Regions from separate parts of the Homo sapiens genome. Here region 2 is linked to region 1. A link is an interaction called in ENCODE POLR2A ChIA-PET data of the cell type or tissue named here. Cell type or tissue: PC-3. All regions are shown on one strand.

Region 1 (5,000 bases):
GCTGACACTGACAGGTAATGGTTGTTTATAAGAATTATATGCATGTATTTATTCAATCTACCAAAATCAATCTTATAATTTCTACATGTAATATAAACACATGTCATTTATTTTGACTTACATTTTGCATAAAAGTGTTTCAAAGAATCTCACACACTTGTGAAAACATTCCAAGAACAGACTTTGTATAGAATTTGCTTCAACTTTCTGAAACTCTTATTTGGTCACAGACAACTAAATACTGGTCTCCTGTGATCTCTCCCAGGAGTTTAATCCCTGGACCCATTGAGTGCTAGAAAAGTTTAATTAACTTTGCAATTAAATAAGTAAGTAAATAAAAGGCATAATATTGTTGTATTACCTGTTAGGATTTGCTTTAAAGTGTATATTATGCCCAGTGCCACTCATAAGATGAATTACCCTTGGACGCAGCCCTATTTCCCTCCACTTTAAGTAATTGACCTGCACAGGCAGATTTAAGCAATGGAGGCACTTGGCGCACTTCTTTCTTTCCAAAGCTTGCAGGGTCACATGTATAATTTCCAGTATTTGTCCTTAATACACCAAGAACAGACATCAGAAGAGGAGCGGCTTTTGAAACCAAAGGTAGTGGGTAGCCTGAAACCAAAGGTAGTGGGTATCCTAAAACCAAAGTCTATATCACCCTCCCTTTCACAAGTACAAGAATGATGAGAACACATGCACTAGTAATGTACTTTGGGAACTTAAGTAGAGTTATACTCAGAACACACAAGATGTTGTGCAGAAATGTTATATTTTGATTTAGAGATGTGCATTACAGTTCCTAATTGATATTTAACTAGAAAAAAGCTAAACAATTAGTTTCTCTGACTTAACCTTTTCATTCAATAGATAATACATTTGGGAAAGTCTTAGGAGGAATCTTTTTGTAATGTGACATCATCTCATTTGTTTCATAAATTCTGGCTTTCACACATTGGGTTCAAGCCCTTATCACTCAACTAAAGCACTGCCACAGATTTCTGTGTCATCATTTCACTGGATGAAGTGTTTATTGAGTTCTCACTCTGTGCCCAACCCAAGGCATATGTTGTTCCTGTGTTTCCTGAATTATGAAAAAGAATGACAAAGCTGTCACTTCCTGCCAAGACCATCCATGTGACTCATGATAAATCAGCACATACTTATTCTTTGTGTATTGCATATGGAAGATATAAAGCACAATATAATATGAGGTGCCCACCATCAGATAGAGGATTCAACTTAAAGACTCTCATGGGTGAAGTAGATGTCAATATTTGTGAAAAGTCTGCTGACTATAGTTTTAAAAAGCCAATGCTTGGGACCCATGGCCTGGTCAGTTACTGATATACCAAAAGAAGCAGAATATTTCAAATAGGTCTGGCCCAAGAAACCTGAGGCTGAAATTAGCCGTGGAAGTTCTTTTAGGGGGATTACAGACAGGAATCCTCCTACTCCATTCCACTTCATGCTCTCATTTTGTGATATTCTTAAATTTGAGTGAGTAAAACTTAACAAGCAAGTTGTTTATAGTAACATGAGTATTTAAATTGGTGTCATCTTTTCATTTGTTGTAAGTGATGCTCCGTCATGTTTTGTTTGACTCAACCACATATGTTAAAAGTTCTGTACCTATTTAAAGAAAAATTTTAATGAACTTGAAATAATATTTCTGAGAAATTTTATGTCACTCCTTAAGATGAACTGGAGACATTCTGAAATACAAAACTCAGTGAACTAAAGTATAAACGTACTGTATGGGTGCCATGTTATGTAAATTGTATTGATGTTGCTGATTGGGTTTGGACTTTAAATGGCTTGCTTTGATTTCTGTCCCATGTTTTCCCTCAAGTAACACTTTTAAAAAGAAGCTGTTATCAAGTTTGCTTTTAGAGAGAGAGAATTCTAATCAATTTAGGGAATGAGTTAGAACTGTCAGAAGTTGACTTGGGAACATCTTGTATCATCAGTCCTTTCCCCTTTGAAAATATATAAACATTTAGATACTGTGAGTCTCAAAACAAGTACTTTAACCATGAGGGCCAACACAAAATGTTCACCTTGCTGGTCACCCCAGAAATTCCACAGACTTTGACCTTTTTCAAAGTACAGACATGTTTGACAGACATGTTTCCTCAAATCCAGACATGTTTAAAAGGTGGTGAGGGCATGTTTCCTTGCTAGCGTGTTATGGGAGAAGGTGAGATGAGGGAAGAAAGAAAAATTAAGTATCCTATTTTGCATTTTTTGGCATGTCAAAGTTAGGAGTATCTGCACCACAGTGTTGGGCCTTTCCTTTTTCATGCGTACCTCCAAGGAATGATGCTTCCTGGCAAGTAAAAATTGGATGTCTGTGACCCAGAGCCTGAGCATTGTGTGAAATGGGCAGAGGGCCCAGATTGTGGCTTTTTTAATCCTGTCCATGCTCCCTCAAAAGGCAGCTGCTTCCTTTGTGCTGTGGACATTGGACATACTTGTTAGATCATGATCTAAAGAAGGAAATTGTAGATAATAATTAACGTGTCTTCCATTCTTTCATGACAAATAATGATAAAAATAACTGATAATGTTAATTATCATATAATATGTTATGACATGTTTAGGACTATAGACTTTTAATTTTTTTAATTTTCAAACATATATAAAAGTAGAATGAACCTCATGCAGTTTAATTGTTGAAGTGACCTGGCTGCAGCAGTTAACAACTAACTCATAGCCAGTCTTTCTTCATCCATATCCCCACCCACTCTGTACTCTTATAGTTTCTATCACTGTAGATGCATTTTGCCTGTTCCTGAACTTTATATGAATAGAATTGGGCCAGGCGCGGTGGCTGACACCTGTAATCCCAGCACTTTGGGAGGCCAAGGTGTGTGGATCTCCTGAGGTCAGGAGTTCGAGGCCAGCCTGGTGAACATGGTGAAACCCCATCTCTACTAAAAATACAAAAATTAGCCGGGCTTGGAAGCACATGCCCATAGTCCCAGCTACTCAGGAGGCTGAGGCAGGAGAATCACTTGAACCTGGGAAGCGGAGGTTGCAGTGAGCCAAGATCACGCCACTGCACTCCAGCCTGGCGACAGAGTGAGATTTCGTCTCGAATGAACGAATGGAATTGACAGTGCATGCTCTTCTATAACTGGCTTTTTTGTTCAATATAATATCTGAGAGATTCACCTGTATTGTATGAGCAGTTCATTCCTTCCTGCTTTTCCACCACTGTATCCTCCAGTTCTGGTTTATCAGCTCCTCTTTTGACCAATTTCTGAGCGCAGTCCTGAGCTCATCCCCTTCTGCCCTCTCAGTTACCCTCTTTGCACATCTTCACTCTCCCTAGTTTCTCAACTCTCCTCCTCTGTTTCTGGAAATGCTCCAGTGCCAACCATCTCTGAAACAACCCTCCTGCCCCTGAAAGTTTCGATACAATTCCTTGTCTTGACTACACTGCCAAATTTTTCTAAATATTCCTCTGTAGTCACTGCCTGGTCCCTGAATTAATAGTTCTGTGTTCAGCCCCTTATCATTTGACCTCCATTCCCTTCAAGCTGTGGAAACTACTCAGCAGTCCCCAGTAACTCCCAGTCATCTGTGAGCTGTTCTTGCCCTCTACTTCCTTTTACCCCGTAAAGTGACTAATAACTCCTCCCCCTGGTTTTGTGAATAACAATTACTAGGTGTTTTTCTTTTCTTAATCATAAAAGTATCATATGTGGTTAAAGAGCATAGAATCAGGAGCCAGGCTGCCAGGATTAGAGTGCTGACTCCTCCATTAACCTTCTTTCTGACCTTGGCCGTGTTCTAAGTGGCTGCCTCCCTCAGTTCCCTTAATTCTAAACTAGGAAGAACAATGGGAATAACCTCATAGCATTGTTTTGAAAATTAAGTTAATATCTGTAAAGCCCTTAGAACAATGCTTGGCAAGTGTAAGTGGTATATAAATATTAACTCTTAATTCCAAAAAATGAAAAACTCACAACTACCAGAGTACATAGAAAACAACACTAAAAATCCCCTAAAATTCATACAACCTGGCAATAGCTACATCTTGAAGTACATTCTTCTGTTTTCTTGGTATAATATGTTTTTAACTAAACGTATTTATACAGCATTAACTTACCCTTCCTCCCTAACACTCCCTCTGTTTCCCTACCTTTTGTGAGGATGTTGCCCTGTCCAGGGTGGCTTCCCTCAGCCTGTCTCTGCTCCTTTGAAACTGCCCTACTATCCCCATCCAAGTGAGAAAGGCTCAAAGCCATCCTCTGCACTTTTCTTCATGCACCCCTTGGAAATCAACAGCCATTTCTGGGCTGTCACTCCCATTCAGCCCCAAGAATGGAGTCTTATTCATTCTTACATTTTCACAGCTCTCACATCCAGCTTTTAAAAAATTTTTTGCATTGTAATTGCTTCCATCTGTTTGAAATCTCATGCACTAACTCCTAATAATAATGATGTTTGATAGATAGATGAACACTGGGTGGTTTCTATGTGCTGCCTCTTTATTATTTAATCATTACAGTCCTGTGAGATAGGCACTCTTGTTATCCTGTTTTACAGATAGAGAATCTGAGGGCTCAGGGAGAGTGATTTGTTCAATATTATACAACATTAAGTGGCAGAATCCCAATTGAACCCAGTTTCATCTGACCCCAAGCCCTGACCATGTTGCCTGCTCCTGAACCTTGTATGGAAATAGTCTACTTTGTCTTTCACTGTCTCCCATTTCTGTTCCACCCTGCATAGGAGGTTGCTCAATCATTTTCCCCACAGTGTTCCCTTATGCCTGCTTTTTCTGCTCAGAAACCTTTGGTGGCTCCCATTCCACATGAGAAAGTTAACTTTAATCTGCTGTCTACCACTCCCCTCAGTAACTGTTTTGAAATTCTCCCCACCCCCACCTGTCAAGTTCCTACCCTTCAAGGATTGACTCATTTAAGACCTCTCTCCTCCATCTGTCTTCTGGCTACTCAAGTCCTCACTGACCATCCTTTCTCTAA
Region 2 (5,000 bases), 790 kb after region 1:
AAATCGAGATTATAAAAAATATGGAAAATACTTACCTGGACTTGAAGATTCAACAGATGGCTGAGAAGGGGAGAAAAGAGGAAAAATTAGTATTTCTGTATAATGTATCTTCACAAACATTACCGAAATTATTCAATGACTACTATGATGCCAAAAACTACAGTAAGTTTTAATGTCTGCATTTTAGTTTTAATGTCTGCATTTTCCAAGACAAACTAAAACTTCCCATATAATCCCTTCCCTTTCATTATATTTAAGCATAAAGAAAAATTCCAAACACTCCTGAATCCAGAAATAAAGACAATAGTATAGAATTCAGATTTTAAAGGTACATGTGGGCTTCATAACATATGTGGTTTAAGTAGTATGATTTTAGATCTTGGAATTTTCTGAAATAGATTTTCTCCTATCAACACAGAACTATGAACAAAGTTTGCTATCAAGCTGGTCTCCGACTTAAAAAAAGTGAGTGTAAGATGGGAGACAGAAACAATTTAGGACACTATCTCAAATAAAAATTAAGTTGTAACAAAGCAAAAGGAAAAATTAAAATTCTGTTTAAGCACCAAATACTATATTAGGTTAACTTTACAGATAAACAATATATTTTTAAGTTATAACAGAATTAGCAAGCATTCAAGCTAATGCCTAGAAAGTTTAGGTTATCTGATGCAAGACTGCACAGATTTCCAATTATAATGCTCCTTCCACTCCACCATTCTACCTGTCATAAATTTAACCACAAACAACTTGAAAATTTAAAGATAAAATTGGTAGCAATTTATTTTAGTAATGTTACTGCTTGACAATGCGCAGTTGTGTTTTATCTTAGTTCAGTTAATTCACAATTATAAACAAATAATCTACAAACATAAGACTCCCACAAAACAAATATTAAAAACTCAAAAGATGCTTCAAATAACATGAACTAAAACTTCACCAATTCATTCAGAAGTATCTATTTCATGCCCATTAGAAAATACAGATGGTGGGAGGCCAAAAGCACTAGCAAAGGAAAGATAGGGATCTTGCAGTATTTTCTTTCTGCTAAGTAATGGGGAAGAGAGGCAAGAAGAAAACAGAAAAGAGGGAAATTCTCTATTTTTCAAAAACAATGTGTCTAAGACAAATTCCTATAAAGTATTAAAATTTGTTTTTAAAACTGTACATATTATGTAATTGTAGTAAGTATGGGATTCTAGATTCCATATGGTGACTCATTCTTTTGTGGCACACTTTTTCAAAGGTCCTACTTTTTCTGTTAAATTCTTAGAATAATTCCTTCCTATAGCATTGTCTAGCAAAAATCTGACAATAACCAGTATTGCATATTTCCAATGGTACACCACTACCATTATTTTAAAGTTACTCTGCCAGAACACAGTCAATACAGTGCTACTTTTAAATCTCATTCCTCTAATGGGAAGCTTGGAGAGTAGGGTGACATGACAAGAGTAATGCAACCACAAAAAGGGTTTCTAGCTTGCTTAACATCTTTTGGGCAGAGCTACACATTTCTGGTTCAAAATGGAGTTAACCACCACACAAATTATTACATAGTAAATCAATATTTTAAAATATTAATCCACTTGTGTTTCACGCAGTTATACTTCCCAACTGTAGGCACAATCTTCTCTGTAAGGCTACAAGCAATGTTAATGATCATCTTCATCTAATCCTAGCTCACTATCCACACAAAATAAGACTTATGAACACTGGAATAATTATTCCATTTAACAGTTCTCTGATTTAAAAAAAGGCTTTCTAATTACAAGTTACTGAAGAATAAAAGTTACATTTTTATTGATGTTAGATATTAACAATAGAGATTTTGAATTGTAAATGGTGTCCATATATTTCAGTTTGTAAAAGGCCTCAGGAGCACTGAATGCCAATAAATATCTTACTGATTGTTGCTTCATTGGTAAATAGTTAAAGTTCTGAAAAAGGCTGCAAACACTTCCCAATGATTAAGATACCAAACGCTTGAGGACTAGTAGCATTTGTAAGCATAGCTGATACAGAGTAGAACACCCAGTGTTCAAAGGTAACATTAGTGATTATGTCAGACATACTAGAATGTTTCAATGACTGATTTAAAGGCATATCTAGATTAGCACAAGTGGAGAACTAGGAGTGGTCTGCCTACAGATACATTTAGTATCCATACATATTTTAGTATTTTACTTCCAAAATAAAATTCTGTTCTATATGTTTGGGGGTAGGATTGAGATTAGATTCTTTAAAGTTAAATACATCCCATTAAATCAAAGATGAGTTTCTAAAAAATTGGTATTTGAAAACATTTCATACTGTAAAACATTACTTTGTATAGCTAATTATCAAAAATGATGATCTTTCAAAATAACAAGTGAGTTTAGCATCTTAATATAGGAAGTTTGGGTGTGGAATAAGGGTAATTTTTATTTAGATATGAAATAAAATAGTACATCCAGCTTACATTCATATAGTGCTACACATTTTCTTTTCTTTTCTTTTTTTTGAGATGGAGTCTTGCTGTGTCACCCAGGCAGAAGTGCAGTGGCATGATCTTGGCTCACTGCAGCCTCCATCTCTCAGATTCAATCGATTCTCCTGCCTCAGCCTACCAAGTAGCTGGGATTACAAGCGTGCGCCACCATGGCTCGCTAACTTTTGTGTTTTTAATAGAGACGGTTTCACCATGCTGGCCAGGCTGGTCTCGAACTCCTGACCTCAAGTGATCTCCCTGCTTTGGCCTCCCAAAAGTGCCGGGATTACAGGCATGAGCCACCATGCCCAACCCAGTGCTACACATTTTCAAAAGCATCTAGTTAGCTGATCATAATCATAAATATAGGAATAATACCTGCCCTGCCCACCTCTTTTATAAATTAGTAAACCCAAGGAGACACACTGACTAGATCAAGGTTCCATGGTAGGTGGTGAAGGCAGGCCTGAAGTCTAGACCCTGACTCTTCCTTCTATACCTTTTATAGTGTCCTTTTGTACCTTCTAGAGAAATAACTGCTAAAATTTTCCACTCTTCACTTCTCTCCTCCTTCACCCTCACTTTTTTCTTTTTCTCTTTTTTTTTTTTTTTTTTTTTTGAGATGGAGTCTCGCTCTGTCACCCAGGCTGGAGTGTAGTGGCACAATCTCAGCTCACTGCAATCTCGGCCTTCTGGGTTCAAGCAATTCCCCTGCCTCAGCCTCCCGAGTAGCTGGGACTACAGGTGCACACCACCACGTCTGGCTAATTTTTTGTATTTTAGTAGAGATGGGTTTCACACATGTTGGCCAGGATGGTCTCGATCTCCTGACCTCGTGATCCGTCCGCCTCAGCCTCCCAAAGTGCTGGGATTACAGATGTGAGCCACCGCACCCGGCCTCTCTTTTTTGAAATGATTTTCATCAGTTCAAAGTATGTTTAAAATGTGACTGCAAGTAGTCATCTGTCATGTCAGACTTATCAGTCTTCAGAAACTGTTATCTTAACAATACCTTCCTGGAGAACCCACAACATCTACCATTAATTACTACCATAAACTAGAAAGGAGAGAGAAAAACAAAACTAAGGTGGGCACGGTGGCTCACGCCTGTAATCCTAGCACTTTGGGAGGCCGAGGCAGGCAGATCACCCTAGGTCAGGGGTTCGAGACCAGCCTGGCCAACATGGCAAAACGCTGTCTCTACTAAAATACAAAAACTTTTTTTTTTTTTAATAAAAAATTTGGTGGCGGGCGCCTGTAATCCCAGCTACTTGGGAGGCTGAAGCAGAAATGCTTGAACCCAGGAGGCGGAGGTTGCAGTGAGCCCAGAAAGCGCCACCGCACTCCAGCCTGGGCAACAGAGACTCCGTCTCAAAAAAAACAAAAACAAAACAAAACTAAACTAAAGCTAAGTAAGTGCTTATTTATAACAATACCTATTTTTAGAAAAAATACCTTTTTTAGGAAAGATGATTTAAAATTGGGCATTAAAATATATTTAACATGTACTCATAACCTTATCAGTAGAAAAAAGTTATGTCAACCACACTGGAGATCATTTTGCTAACCTGAACTTATCCTACTGATATATTTTAAAAAAGACACCAAGACATATATATATAAAACATTCACTACCACAAAGTTGTTCATAACAAAAAGGTAGAAAAACATTTAAAGTCCATGCATTAGCTGATTAGAAATGATACATAGTTCTTCCATACATAGTTCTTCCAAACAATAGAACACTATGACTCCATTAAAAATAGAGATATCTGTTTGTGTTGATAGAGAAATAAATGCCAAAAAAAATTAGGAGTATAAAGAAAACTGTAGAACAGGGCGTAAACTGGGCTGGAATATGAAATAATATGGAATAAATTTTTTTTCCTCAAAAGGACATACAAGAACCTGTTAACAATAGTTACCTCTAGGGAATGGGGTCAGGGAGAAGAGGCTTTTTTCATTTAATACCTTTCTGTACTGTTGAAATTTTCTAACCACTTTCATGTACTATGCATTCTTTCTTAAAATGAAAGTCACTGGGAACTGATTATCTTGTGGAATTATGAGACATTTTCATTTTCTTCCTCTAAATTTTGATTTTTAAGAAAACCTAGTACTTGTTACTATTTTTTAAGCTGTAATTTTGAAAAATTCAGTGTTTTAGGGGGTACATATTTATCTTATCTGAGATGGAAAACAACACTAGAGAGACAGAAAGACTGTACACAGAGTATGAATGGGCTAAAACAAATTAAAAACAAACTCTAGCAACTTTTATAGCAAGTTGACCCTCACCCACATATTTGTATGATTTAGTTGATAAAATTGCTAATAGTTGTAACGAATATTCAATGCCTCAGATTTGCTGAAATAATTCTCTTTTATATTTTTCTAGAACATGGTGGGAAATGTCCCATACAACAGAAGACTATAATTTGAGAGAGAGTAAAGAAATAACTAACTACAACATTACCATTATTTTCACCAAAAAAACCCTAACAACAACATAGTAAAAACATGAAGTAAT

The links. Peaks named below come from ENCODE experiments on the same cell type or tissue, not always from the same donor. Only the 100,000 strongest peaks of a DNase experiment are listed, where the experiment ranks them.
Region 2: POLR2A ChIA-PET joins it to region 1 with 15 read pairs; 2 of 35 experiments call an interaction of 5 or more read pairs at or near these places.

Annotation. Positions count from the first base shown.
Region 1 is chr1:67,722,511-67,727,510 of GRCh38, reverse strand. The region is part of intron 2 of GNG12 (G protein subunit gamma 12); the gene reads left to right. Among named protein-coding and RNA genes, the nearest start is that of GADD45A, 40 kb to the right of the region's middle. In PC-3, no CTCF peak of the experiment used is centred here; DNase peaks (open chromatin) are centred at 1,110, 2,400 and 3,620; H3K27ac peaks cover 4,375 bases.
Region 2 is chr1:66,935,088-66,940,087 of GRCh38, reverse strand. MIER1 (MIER1 transcriptional regulator) reads right to left here. Exons shown (of 14, transcript NM_001077700.3): 3 at 36-60. Among named protein-coding and RNA genes, the nearest start is that of MIER1, 13 kb to the right of the region's middle. In PC-3, no CTCF peak of the experiment used is centred here; no DNase peak of the experiment used is centred here.